Regions from separate parts of the Homo sapiens genome. Here regions 2 and 3 are each linked to region 1. A link is a contact called in ENCODE Hi-C or POLR2A ChIA-PET data. All regions are on one chromosome and are shown on one strand. The core of a region is the stretch at or near the end of the contact, and the rest is flanking DNA. Distances in the headings are between cores, read along the strand shown. Region 1 has its middle 59 kb from the start of MED14OS. Region 2 overlaps MED14 (mediator complex subunit 14). Region 3 has its middle 170 kb from the start of MED14OS.

The links. Hi-C counts contacts between places; a loop is a spot of excess contacts on that map. ChIA-PET counts read pairs that join two places held with the same protein, here RNA polymerase II (POLR2A). Pooled maps may share reads with other maps.
Region 2: a map of heart right ventricle shows a loop between it and region 1 (3-fold over the local background). The contact joins two enhancer-like sites. A Hi-C loop is called at or near these places in 2 of 168 maps with a recorded cell type or tissue (both heart right ventricle) and 5 of 50 pooled maps. POLR2A ChIA-PET finds 5 or more read pairs at or near these places in 2 of 52 experiments (BJ and WTC11).
Region 3: a pooled map shows a loop between it and region 1 (2.3-fold over the local background). The contact joins two enhancer-like sites. A Hi-C loop is called at or near these places in 2 of 50 pooled maps. POLR2A ChIA-PET finds 5 or more read pairs at or near these places in 2 of 52 experiments (A673 and MCF 10A).

The regions. Positions count from the first base shown.
Region 1 is chrX:40,792,418-40,796,840 of GRCh38, reverse strand. No RefSeq gene overlaps it. Among named protein-coding and RNA genes, the nearest start is that of MED14OS, 59 kb to the right of the region's middle. Within about 2 kb of position 2,625, at least 7 of the 41 ENCODE cell types and tissues checked have a DNase peak (open chromatin) inside an H3K27ac peak, as active enhancers do.
Region 2 is chrX:40,687,535-40,691,960 of GRCh38, reverse strand. MED14 (mediator complex subunit 14) reads left to right here. Exons shown (of 31, transcript NM_004229.4): 16 at 3,431-3,507. Among named protein-coding and RNA genes, the nearest start is that of CXorf38, 42 kb to the right of the region's middle. Within about 2 kb of position 1,485, at least 3 of the 41 ENCODE cell types and tissues checked have a DNase peak (open chromatin) inside an H3K27ac peak, as active enhancers do.
Region 3 is chrX:40,906,400-40,911,267 of GRCh38, reverse strand. It overlaps the pseudogene RPL32P36. Among named protein-coding and RNA genes, the nearest start is that of MED14OS, 170 kb to the right of the region's middle. RefSeq lists an enhancer at 1,690-2,889. Within about 2 kb of position 2,012, at least 4 of the 41 ENCODE cell types and tissues checked have a DNase peak (open chromatin) inside an H3K27ac peak, as active enhancers do.

The sequences.
Region 1 (4,423 bases), core at 1,376-3,875:
ATCATATAATGTCCCGCTTTTTCTCTTTTAACTGCTATTGCTTTAAAGTTTGTTTTGTCTAATATAAGAATAGCTATCCCTGCTCACTTTTGGTGTCCATTTACATGAAATGCCTTTTTTCCACTCCTTTACTTTATGTGAGTCCTTATGTGTTAGGTGAGTCTCCTGAAGGCAGCAGATGGTTGGTGAGTTCTTTTTGTTTGTTCTGTTTTTGTTTTTTTGTTGTTGTTGTTGTTTTTGAGATGGAGTCTCGCTCTGTTGCCCAGGCTGGAGTGCAGTGGCATAATCTCGGCTCACTGCAAGCTCCGCCTCCCGGGTTCACGCCATTCTCCTGCCTCAGCCTCCTGAGTAGCTGGGACTACAGGTGCCCACCACCACACCCGGCTAATTTTTTGTATTTTTAGTAGAGACGGGATTTCACCTTGTTAGCCAGGATGGTCTCGATCTCCTGACCTTGTGATCCGTCCACCTCGGCCTCCCAAAGTGCTGGGATTACGGGAGAGAGCCACCGCACCCGGCCAGTTGGTGAGTTCTTATCCATTCTGCGGTTCTGTATCTTTTAAGTGGAGCATTTAGGCCATTTACATTCAGTTAGTATTGAAATGTGAGGTACCGTTGCATTCATCATGCTCTTTGTTGCCTGCATACTTTGTTTGTTTGTTTTGCTTTTTAACTTGTATTTTTGGTTTACAGGTCCTGTGTGATTTATGCTTTAAAGAGGTTCTGTTTTGATGTGTTTTCGGGATTTGTTTCAAGATTTAGAGCTCCTTTTAGCAGTTCTTGTAGTGGTGGCTTGGTAATGGCGAATTCTCTCAGCATTTGTTTGTCTGAAACGACTGTATCTTTCCTTCATATATGATGCCTAGTTTTGCCAGATGCAAAATTCTTGGCTGATAATTGTTTTGTTTGAGGAGGCTGAAGATAGGGCCCCAATCCCTTCTAGCTTGTAGGGTTTCTGCTGAGAAATCTGCTGTTAATCTGATAGGTTTTCCTTTACAGGTTACCTGGTGCTTCTGTCTCACAGCTCTTAAGATTCTTTCCTTTGTCTTAACTTTGGATAACCTGATGACAGTGCGCCTAGGCGATGATCTTTTTGTGATGAATTTCCCAGGTGTTCCTTGCGCTTCTTGTATTTGCATGTCTAGGTCTCTAGCATGGCTGGGGAAGTTTTCCTTGATTATTCCCCCAAATATATTTTCCAAGCATTTTGAATTGTTTTCTTCCTCAGAAACACTGATTATTCTTAGGTTTGGGTGTTTAACATAATCTCAGACTTCTTGGAGGCTTTGTTCATATTTTCTTAATCTTTTTTCTTTGTCTTTGTTGGATTGGGTTAATTCAAAGACCTTGTCTTCGAGCTCTGAGTTTCTTTCCTCTACTTGTTCAATTCTATTGCTGAGACTTTCCAGAGCATTTCGCATTTCTAAAAGTGTGTCCAAAGTTTTCTGAATTTTTGATTGTTTTTTCTTTAGGCTATCTATTTCCTTGAATATTTCTCCCTTCACTTCTTGCATCATTTCTTTGGATTTCCTTGCATTGGGCTTCGCCTTTCTCTGGTCCCTCCCTGATTAGCTTAATAACTAGCCTCCTGAATTCTTTTCCAGGTAAATAGGGGATTTCTTCTTGGTTTGGAGCCATTGCTGGTGAACCAGTGTAATTTTTGGGAGGTGTTGACAAGCCTTGTTTTCTTATATTACCAGGGCTGGTTTTCTGGTTCCTTCTCATTTGTGTAGCCTCTGTCAGAGGGAAGGTCTAGGGCTGAAGGCTGTTGTTCAGATTTTTTTGTCCCATGGGGTGTTCCCTTGATATAGTATTCTCCCCCTTTTCTGGGGATGTGGCTTCCTGTGAGCTGAACTCCAGTGATTGTTGTCTCTCTTCTGGGTCTAGCCACCCAGTGAGTCAATCCGGCTCCAGGCTGGTACTGGGGGTTGTCTGCACAGAGTCCTGTGATGTGAACCATCTGTGAGTCTTTCAGCCATGGATACCAGCACCTGTTCTGGTGGAGGTGGTGGAGGGTGCAATGGACTCCATGGGGGTCCTTAGCTTTGTTGGTTTAATGCTCTATTTTTGTGCTGGTTGGCTTCCTGCCAGGAGGTGGTGCTTTCCAGAAAGCATCAACTATAATAGTGTGGAGAGGGACTGGCAGTAGGCACGGCTGTAGAACTCCCAAGATTATATGTCCTTTGCCTTCTGCTACCAGGGTGGGTAGTGAAGGACCATCAGGTGGGAGCAGGGCTAGGCGTGCTCTCCTTGGCGGGTCTTGCTGCGGCTGCCATGGGGGATGGGGGTGAGATTCCCAGGTCACTGAAGTTGTGTTCCTAGGAGGATTATGGCTGCCTCTGCTGAGTCATGCAAGTTGTCAGGGAAGTGGGGGAAAGCCGGCAGTCACAGGCCCCACCCAGCTCCCACACAAACCAAAGAGCTGATCTCACTCCCACTGTGCCCCCTGCAACAGCCCCGAGTCTGTTTTACCCAGACTGGATTCTCTTTACGGACGGGAGTTCTTTTGTAGAACAAAGAACCCATAAAGCAGGGTATGCAACAGCTATATGAACGATATAGTTGAAAGTGCACCTCTCCTAGGGCACAAGTGTTCAACTAACCAAACTAATTGCCCTCAAGAGGGCGCTCAAGTTAAGCAAAGGAAAAACAGCATTTATACTGATTCTTTCTCTCTCTCTCTCTCTCTCTCTCTCTCTCTCTCTCTCTCTCTCTCTCTCTCTCTCTCTTTCTGACGGAGTTTCCTCTTCATTGCACTTCCAGGCTGGAGTGCAATGGCGCAATCTCAGCTCACTGCAACCTCTGCCTCCCAGGTTCAAGCGATTCTCCTGCCTCAGCCTCCCGGGTACCTGGGATTACAGGCATGCGCCACCATGCCCGGCTAATTTTGTATTTTCAGTAGAGACAGGGTTTCTCCATGTTGGTCAGGCTGGTCTTGAACTCCTGACCTCAGGTGATCCGCCTGCCTCGGCCTCCCAAAGTGCTGGGATTACAGGCGTGAATCACCGCGCCTGGCCCATTTATACTGATTCTAAGTATGCTTTCCTAGTCCTCCATGCCCATGCTACTATCTGGAAAGAGAAGAACTTCCTCACAGCTAATTAGTCTCCCATTGAATACCATCAGGAAATTAATAAGACTATTTTCCTTGGTTTTCCTCCCATGGGAGCTGGCAATAATACATTGTAAAGGCCATCAAAGAGTGATGGATGAGATAGCCGAGGGAAATAGGCTGGAGGACAAAGCAGCTAAATCAGCAGCAAGGGGGCCCAGGTCTCTGATCCACTTGAAGCCCTACTGATCTGGGAGGGCCGCATCAGAGAAATAAAACCTCAATACTCTCTTGCAGAAATAGAATGGGCCACCTCTTGGGGATACATCCTGCAGTCCTCAGGATGGCTACAATCGGAGGACAATAAGCTTCATCTACCAGCTGCCAACCAATGGAAAGTACTTAAAAGCCTTCACTAGGCCTTCCACCTAGGTAAGGATAAAACCTATCAACTGGCCCAGAGATTGTTCTCAGGTAAAAATCTAATACAAAGAGTTAAACAAGTTGTTAATGGTGGCAAGATCTGCCTTAAAAACAGTCTCCTTAATCGACAGCGTCTTTGGCCAGGAACTCAAAAGACAAGCGGCTACCTTGGGGAAGACTGGCAAATGGATTTCACCCATATGCCAAAGACAAGGGGCATCCAGTACCTCCTACTATAAATAGATACGTTCACTAACTGGGTAGAAGCATTTCCATGTCAGACAGAGAAAGCCTCTGAGGTGATAAAAGTACTAATCAATGAGATAATTCCCTGCTTTGGACTTCCTAAGTATCTCCAGAGCAATAATGGCCCCTCGTTCAAGGTGGCCGTCACCCAGGGGGTCTCAAAGGCACTTGGTTCTACAGTACTATCTTCATTATGCCTGGAGACCACAATCCCCGGGAAAGGTAGAAAAGACAAATGATATTATCAAAAGGCACCTCAGGAAACCGTCTCAGGAGACTCATCTCCCCTGGACTACCCTTCTCCCCATAGCCCTGCTACATGTCAGAAACACTCCTTCAAAGCTAGGTTTGAGTCCCTTTGAAATGATGTGTGGATAGCCTTTTCTCACCAGTTATCTCTTGCTAGACCAAGAAACCTCTAATTTAACTAAGCACATAACCTCTTTGGTCCATTTCCAACAGGAACTGAAACAATTGTTGGAGGCCCAATCCCGTGAACCAGGGCCACCTCTGTTCAACCCAAGGGACCTAGTGCTAGTAAAAGTGATATCCCTTCCCTTTCTCTCTCTATAGGCCCAGGTTGGGAGGGACCCTACACTGTACTCCTTTCTACTCCTGTGGCAGTGAAGGTCACTGGAATAGACTCTTGGATTCATTATACCCAAGTAAAGACTTGGGAAGCCAACAGAGTCACCTCCGTTG
Region 2 (4,426 bases), core at 236-2,735, 100 kb after region 1:
CTTTATGGAAATTGAATGTAAAATTTTCCCAGTTAAAAAAAGTGGACAGGGCTGGGCACGGTGGCTCACACCTGTAATCCCAGCACTTTGGGAGGCCGAGGCGGGTGGATCACTTGAGGTCAGGAGTTTGAGTCCAGCCTGGCCAACATGGTAAAACTTTGTCTCTACTAAAAATACAAAAATTATCCGGGTGTGGTGGCACACGCCTGTAATCCCAGCTACTTGGGAGGCTGAAGCAGGAGAACTACTTGAACCCAGGAGGTATAGGTTGCAGTGAGTCAAGATTGCACCACTGCACTCCAGCCTGGGCAACAAAGCAAGACTCTGTCTCCAAAAAAAAAAAAAAAAAAAAAGATTAAAAGAAAAAGTGGACAGGCTGAGTGCAGTGACTGATGCCTGTAATCCCAGCACTTTGGGAGGCCAAGGTGGAAGGATTGCTTGAGCTTAGGAGTTCAAGACCAGCCTGGGCAACATAGCAAGACCTTGTCTCTTTTAAAAAAATTAAAGAAAAGCAAGTGGACAGTTTTTAAGAATTAACATTTTACTTTTATACCTCTTAGTAGGAGCATTGTTTAAGCCTATTAGAGATGGTTAGTTGATAGCCAGGTGGCTTATTTTTGAGTTGGTAAAGCCATGTATATTGATTAAGCCCTAGTAAAACCGGGATCCTTTCTAAGAAGCAGATCAGAAAGAATATTAAACTAAATTTTTACTTTTCTCACATGGGAGAAGCAATAGATTTATGCAGAATTAGTGCCTTGAAAGAATACGCAGTTGTGATATCCAATATAATCCTCAAACGTGAAAGGGAGGTAACAGACCTGCACTTTTTGTATTTCCAAAAAGGAGTTTGGCCAAGGATGGGTAGCCCCTCAAAAGTGATACACTAAAACCCCAGTTATTTCCCTGTAGGTTAAAGTTTTATGTTTTGTAAGAATCCCCTCCTCTGTAAGTTATTGTGAATGAAGGAGAGACCTGGAAATGTGAAAATGGACTTTTTCAGTTGGGCTGATGATGATGGCCTTGGGAAGATTTGTTGAAAATAGCTTTCATGCTTTAGAACAGGGATTGGGAAACTTTTTCTGTAAAGAGCCAAATATAAATATTTTAGACTTTGTCGGTCAAGTGGTCTCTGTTATAGCTACTCAAATCTGCTGTTGTAGTGTGAACCAGCCAGAGCTGATATTTAAACAAATGAGCATGGCTGTGTTACGGTAAAAAACTTCATTTACAAAAACAGGCAGTGGGCCGGGCACGGTGACTCATGCCTGTAGTCCCAGCACTTTGGGAGGCCGAGGTGGGCAGATCACCTGAGGTCAGGAATTTGAGACCAACCTGGCCAACATGGTGAAACCCCGTCTCTACTAAAAATACAAAACTTAGTCAGGCATGGTAGCGGGCGCCTGTAATCCCAGCTACTCGGGAGGCTGAGGCAGGAGAATTGCTTGAACCTGGGAGGCGGAGGTTGCAGTGAGCCAAGATCAAGCCACTCCAGCCTGGGTGACAGAGCGAGACTCCTTCTCAAAACAAACAAACAAAAAAACCAGGCAGTGGGCTGGATTTGGCTCATGAGCTGTTGTTTGCCAACTCCTGCTTTACAGGAATTTGGGATCTGTAGGCAGAGGATAAGGTGTGAAATTGTAAAGAGCCCAGAGAGAAACCCAAGCCTAGAAACAGGCACCTAAAATAAATACTCATGTCCTTGATGACCCAGCTCCTAGAACTGTGAGCCTGATGAATGTCCTCTTATCTGGATACTGGCCTTAGCTCCTAAACTGTGGAGTGTGTCCATGTTTCCTATGTAATTGACTGTGTTCTTGGACTCTTTTATTGTGTTATTTGGATTGATTATATGAATATCATTCAGTTACTACCTTTGCAGTGGGAAGGGAAGATGGATATGTGGTGCTGAGGCAAAGCAATGCATTTATATCCTCTCTTCCCCTACCCACAGGCCAGAATTGGCAAAAATGTGTGTCTTTGTAGGCCTACGTAGGTTAATGACTGTAGACATACGTCCTCTCTGTCCACCTTCTCTGTATTCCTATACCTGCTGCACATATGGGACACAGATGAACATTCTGTAGTTCTCTATTGAACTCAGTCAAGCTCTTAAAAACTTACCTACTTTTTATTCTCAGTGAACATTCTAGCTATGTTAAAGATAAAAGCAAGTATATTTTCTGCTTAAAGTAATTTAGGCTGAGATGTGAATAACTAAAACTAAATCTCATCTTATAAGGGATGTTTATATATCTTTTTTTTTTTTGAAATGGAGTTTCACTCTTGTCACCCAGGCTGGAGTGCAATGGCGCAATCTTGGCTTACTGCAACCTCCACCTCCCTGATTCAAGCGATTCTCCTGCCTCAGCCTCCCAAGTAGCTGAGATTACAGGCATACACCACCACACCCAGCTAATTTTTGTATTAGTAGAGACGGGGTTTTACCATGTTGGCTAGGCTCGTCTTGAACTCCTGACCTCAGGTGATCCAACTGCCTCGGCCTCCCAAAGTGCTGGGATTACAGGTGTGAGCCACCGCATCTGGCCGGATGTTTATATATCTGATTGATAGAATAGCAGCAACATTTTTGAGCTGGCCCACACTTCATTTCCTTTTGAATCTGAACCCCTACTTCCTATTTGGTAGCAGCTATTTTTCTAAACCTTTCCCTTTCCCAGGCCCAAAGAGCAGGGCTCACTCAAATACCTGGAACTTCCTTAAATCCTTTCCAGAACATGGTAGATATAAATAGTCTGTCATGCAAGACCTGGGAATATCTGCCAAAGGCAAGCATTTCTTTAGATCAGATGACTTTCTGGCATACTGTAATTACTTGCAGTCCCATGGAAAGGGTTTCAGGCACTATCTCTGCATTTATCTTTTTAATTTGCTTTCTGAATCCTTTAATTGGGAAAGAGATGTCATTGGGTAAATGCACAAATTGGAAATCTTTTCTTGGGTTTCACATAGGAAGTAGTTTAATTCTTAAAAATGTATTTCAGAAATGTTGTAAACTAAAAAATATCATTTAGAAATAAGCTATGACAGTGACTCAAACATTGTTTTGAACAAACAGAAGAGAATTACACGAGAAACCATTCTTGTGGCCTCTTGAACTACTAAAATTGATTCTAGATTACTTTTGGCTCCCTGCAAAAATTAGACTAATCTCCTAAATTTTGAATATTTGCCACTTGTGGAGGTGTTTCTTAAACTAGATGCACTGGGACAGCTTTGAGTTCCACTGGACTTCATGTCGTTTCCCAGGGAATCTAATGATGGGGATAATACTCATGCCTAATATGTTGTAACTTGGGGAAAGGATGGTCCTAGAACAGGTGCCACAAGAATAGAGACCGTAGTACTTAGAAATGGTAGTTGTTTTTGTAAAATTGGTCGTCTGATATAATTGTTTTTCTCTTTCTAGTTGTCCAATCTGGAGATTCCACATCAAGGAGTGCAAGTGGAAGGTGATGGCTTCAGCCATGCAATTCGCTTATTAAAGTAAGCCCCTGTCATATGTTTCACTTGGTGCCACATGTTGCAGTCACACTCTGAAAGCTGCTTCTCTTTCATGAGACAACATAAAGCAGTGTTCAGAACCTGTGGGTGTTGTGGATTTCTGCATAGAGTTACTAGGGTCTGGGGGAAGATTCCTTTAATCTATGGAGTGGCAATCCAGCATCACTTGGTTTTGTTTTTTTTGTTGTTTGTTTGTTTGCTTGTTTTGAGACAGAGTCTCATTCTGTTGCTCAGGTTGACTGGAGTGCAGTGGCATGATCTTGGCTCACTGCAGCCTCCCAACCTCTGCCTCCTAGGTTCAAGCAATTCTCGTGCCTCAACCTCCCGAGTAGCTGGGACTACAGGCACACACCACGACGCCCAGCTAGTTTTTGTGTATTTTTAATAGAGACGGGGTTTCACCATGTTGACCAGGCTGGTCTCGAACTCCTGGCCTCAAGTGATCCACCCACCTCGGCCTCCCAAAGTGTTGGGATTACAGGCATAAGCCACTGCACCTGGCCTCACTTGGTATTTTTGGATGTCTTTTCTCTGCATTTCTTTGATTCGTTCAGCAGATATGCATTGAGTGTGACTGTGTGTCAGGCTTGAATTCTGACATCCCCTCAGAATGCTGTGGGTTCATAAAGCAGAGGAATATGGGCTAGTTCAGAAGTCAGGAAGGGTATCCCTGAGGAAGTACCAGTTATACTTGGACTGAAGGAGAGGTGAGAATTAGTCAGAGGAAAGTGGGGCAGAGGCAGTGGGAGGTCCTAACCAGAGGGATAACTGCTAATGTGAAGGCTTGGAGGGAAGAGAGAGCTTGGCATTTTTGTGCTGAAAGGAGTTCGGCATGGCAGGAGATGGGAGAAATGAGGCTGGAAATGTACGCAGGAAGGGGTCACATCCTTTAGGCCTATGT
Region 3 (4,868 bases), core at 763-3,262, 120 kb before region 1:
TAAATTCCTAGAAGTGAACTTACTGGGTCAAAGATCAAGATCATATGCTCCTGTAATTTTGATAGATACTGCAAAATTATCCCATCATATCCACAGATCCTACCCATACTCAAAAGGAGGGAATGATACAGAGTGTGTATGCTAGGGGGCAGGAATTTGGGGGTTGATATAGTTTGTATATTTGTCCCCTCCACATCTCATGTTGAAATGTGACCCCCAGGCCAGGCACAGTGGCTCACGCCTGTAATCCCAGCACTTTTGGAGGCCAAGGCAGGAGGATCACCTGAGTTTTGGAGTTTGAGACCAGCCTGACCAACATGGCAAAACCCTATCTCTACCAAAAATACAAAAATTAGCCATGTGTGGTGGTGGGCACCTGTAATCCCAGCTACTCAGGAGGCTGAGGCAGGAGAATTGCTTGAACCCAGGAGGCAGAGGTTGCAGTGAGTGCTGAGATCATGCTACTGCACTCCAGCCTAGGTGACAGAGTGAGACTCTGTCTCAAAAAAAAAAAAAAAAAAGTGACCCCCCCCCCCCCAGTGTTGGAGGTGGGGCCTAGTGGGAGGTGTTTGGGTCATGGGGACAGGATCCCTCATGAATGGCTTGATGCCCTCTGCACAGTAATGAGTGAATTCTCAAGCTATAAGTTCACGTGAGAGCTGGTTGTTTAGAGAGTCTGGCACCTCTTCCCCTTTCTCTTGCTCTGTCTCTTGCTTTTTGATACACCTGATGCCTCTTCCCCTTCTGCCATGAGCGGAAACTTCCTGAGGCCTCACCAGATGCAGATGCTGGCACCATGCTTCTTATACAGCCTACAGAACTGTGAGCCAAAATAAATCTCTTTTCTTTGTAAATTATCCAGCCTCAGGTATTCCTTTATAACAACACAAAACAGACTAATACAGGAGAATTTTGCCTACCACACCTTCATTTGTTCCTGAGCCCAGCTTTGCTCAGCCGTTGGCTTCAGCCCGGAATCTAGATGACCTGGCTATTGTCCCTAGTTCAGGGCCCCACAAAAGCCATTCCCCATCCTTGTGTACACCAGCACCTCCCCTATTTGGTTCTTGGCTAGACTCTGCCTCAGTTTCCTTGTTGCTGGTTGCATATCCATACTTTTTTTTTTTTTGAGACGGAGTCCTGCTTTGTGCTTCAGGCTGGAATGCAGTGGCGTGATCTTGGCTCACTGCACTGCAACCTCTGCCTCCCAAGTAGCTGGAATCACAGGCGTGTGCCACCATGCCTAGCTAATTTTTATATTTTTAGTAGAGATGTGGTTTCGCCGTGTTGGTCAGGCTAGTCTCGAACTCCTGGCCTCAAGAGATCAGCCCGCCTCGGCCTCCCAAAGTGCTGGGATTACAGGTGTGAGCCACTGCGCCTGGCTGCATATCCATACTCTTCTAAAGACCAAATCATTTTACCAGGTGGCTCTCAGCTGCCTACCCCAGGCACTGGGTGTTCCCGTCTCAGCCATCCCATGAAGAGTGGTCAGCATTGCTAGGGTAGGATTCAGAACCTGTAGACAACAATAAACCCATGAGCGCCAACCACACCAGTCACTTCCTGGCCCCTCCTCCCTCTCTTCTGCCTCTGAATACATAATCTTGAAGGGGGCCCACAATGATCCATTAATGCCACTCTGTTTATGATCATGTCTTTAAAATGTATTTCCCCTGGATTTTTTTGTCCTCACACAGTCCTTTTAAGAATCTGAATGACTACATTTTAGTACAATTCCTTCTTATCTTAAGGTATATTTCCTAAACTTCTTATACCAACAACAGATACTTGTTTCAAGAGTCTCTCTTTAAGGGTCTCTCCTGTCCATCCCCTTCCCTCCAGCCCCCACTTTTCCACCAACCTTTCCACCAGACCACCACAACAGGAGTTACATAGCATGCCCAGAAAAATCTCCTGCCTTAATGAAATTTGTCTTTTTAGATTTGCAACCCTATTTGTAATGCTAGAGGTATTTTCCCAGGAGAGGTATTTTATGAGTCATTGGGAGACCATTATCCCATAACCACATCTGAGACCATGGATGTTTTCTCACTAAGAAAATTTAGATATTTTCAAAATTTACCTAGATAGGAACAGATTATTTTCAGCTGCAAATTCCTTTCTGGTGCAGATCAAAATTGTGATAATTTTTTTAAATATGTAAGTCACTTATAGTTAAATTATACAAACACACCAATAGTGCACCAAATAAGATTTTGAAGTCCTTTATGTTTGAGGCTAAGAGTCAAACTCTTGTCTTGTCTTTATCAATGATGACTGCAAATTTTACAGAGGGTAATAGGGGAAGAATCTTCCTTAAATCAATCATAGGTAAATACTAACATCTCTCTATATTAGGTGCCAGGATTGACTTTGAAGAAAGTGGCAAAGGGTGTATCTCTCTCCCTCTTCTAGTGACTTGTCACATGCCTGAAGTCACACCATTAGATGCTTTTCCTCTTAGTCTTACAGGTTTTTTGCTCTTTAGGAGCCCCTCTACTATTCTTTTAAATTTTTTTTTTGAGACAGAGTCTCACTCTGTCACCCAGGCTGGAGTGCAGTGGTGCAATCTTGGCTCACTGCAACCTCCGCCTCCCGAGTTCAAGAGAGTCTCCTGCCTCAGTCTCCCGAATAGCTGGGATTACAGGTGTGTGCCACCACGCCTGGCTAATATTTGTGTTTTCAGTAGACACGAGGTTTCGCCATGTTGGCCAGACTGATCTCAAACTCCTGACCTCGGGTGATCCGCCTGCCTCGGCCTCCCAAAGTGCTGGGATTACAGGCGTGAGCTGCCACACCAGGCCCCCTCTACTATATTTTTTTTTTTTGGCAGTTTTTATGGTTTTCTTTAAACACAAAACATGCACACGAGCCGCCTATTCATTTTCTTTGCTGCGCAGTATGGCATTGAGGTTGTTGACTCTGATGGCCAGCTGGGCTGCTCTTTCCACGATGGCCTTGCAGTTCTTGGAGGAAACATTGTGAGCGATCTTAGCACAGTAAGATTTGTTGCACATCATCAGCACTTCCAGCTCATTGATGTCATGGACCAGGAATTTCCGGAAACCATTGGGCAGCATGTGCTTTGTTTTTTTGTTGCTCCCATAACCAACGATGGGCTTCAAGATCTGGCCCTTGAACCTTCTACAAACCCTATTGTCAATACCTCTGGGTTTCTGCCAGTTAGGCTTGATTTTGACATACCAGTCTGACTGGTACAGGATGAACTTCTTGGTTCTCTTTTTGACAATCTTGAGTTTCACAAGGGGTCTGAGGGCAGCTGTGATGCCAAGGAGGAGATGGCTGCAACCTCTGTAGGCAGCGCTGAGGAAGAGAGAATATCCTCTACTATTTTATTTTATTGTTTTATTTTTTGAGACAGAGTCTTGCTCCATTGCCCAGGCTGCAGTGCAGTGGCATGATCATGGCTCACTACAGCCTCGACCTCCTAGGCTCAAATGATCCTCCTGGGATTACGTGTGTGAGCCACCATGCCAGGCCCATTTCTTTTTAAGTTAAGCATTTTATCACGCCTGTAATCCCAGCACTTTGGGAGGCTAAGGCAGGCTGATCACCTGAGATCAGGAGCTTGAGACCAGTCTGGCCAACATGGTGAAACCCCGTCTCTACTGAAAATACAAAAAAAAAAAAATTGGCCAGGCATGGTGGCCAAACACCTGTAATCTCAGCTACTCGGGAGGCTGAGGCAGGAGAAATGCTTGAACCCAGGAGACAGAGGTTGCAGTGAGCTGAGATTGCACCACTGCACTCCAGCCTGGGCAACAAGAGCAAAACTCTGTCTCTAAATAAATAAATCAAATAATAAATTAATTAAGCATTTTATTTTGAGATAATTATAGATTCACATACAGTTGTAAGAAAAAGTATAGAGACATTTCCATATATCCTTTACCCAGTTTCCCCAATGGTAATATCTTGCAAAACTTTAGTCCAATAACACAAGCAGGATACTGACACTATTACATCGTCAATACCGGTACAGAACATTTCCATCATCACAAGGATTCCCTCATGTTGCCCTTTTATGGCTATACTCCTCTCCCATCTCACCTTGATCCCTGGGAACCACTAATCTGTTATCCACTTCTATGATTTTGTCAAGAAAGTTACAGAAATGGAATCATACAGTATATATAGCCTTTTCTTTCTTTCATTTTCTTTTTCTTTTCTTTTCTTTTTTTTTTTTAGAAACAGGGTCTCATTCTGTCACCCGGGCTGGAGTGCAGGAGCTTTGACCTCCTGGGCTCAAGCAATCCTCCTGTCATTGCCTCCTGGGTATCTGGACTACAGTGCGCACCAGCATACCTGATTATTTTTTAAATTTTTTGTAGAGATAGGGTCTCACTATGTTGCCCAGACTGGTCTTGAACTCCTTGAATTCCTGGCGTTAAGCGATTTTCCCACCTCAGCCTCCCAAAGTGCTAGCATTACAGGTGTGAGCCACTGTGCCCAGTCAGTTTTTTTTGTTTGTTTGTTCGTTTTGTTTTTAACTATTGAGTTTTCAGAGTTCTTTATAGATTCCATATACCAGTCCTTTGTTGGATAATTGGTTTACAAGTATTCTCTCCCAGTTTGTAGCTCGTCTTTTCATCTTCTTAGCAGAATCTTTCCTAGAGAAAAATTTTTAAATTTTGATGAGGTCCAACTTACCAATTTTTCACTTATGGCTTGTGCTTTCGATGTTAAGTCTAAGATCCCTTTGCCTCTGCCTAAACCCCGACAATTTTCACCTATATTATTTTCTAAAGGTTTTCTAATTTCATGTATTACATTTAAGTTGGTGATCCACTTAGTTAATTGTTGTTCATAAAGGGTAAGATTTAGGTCAAGGTTCATTTTTTTGCCTA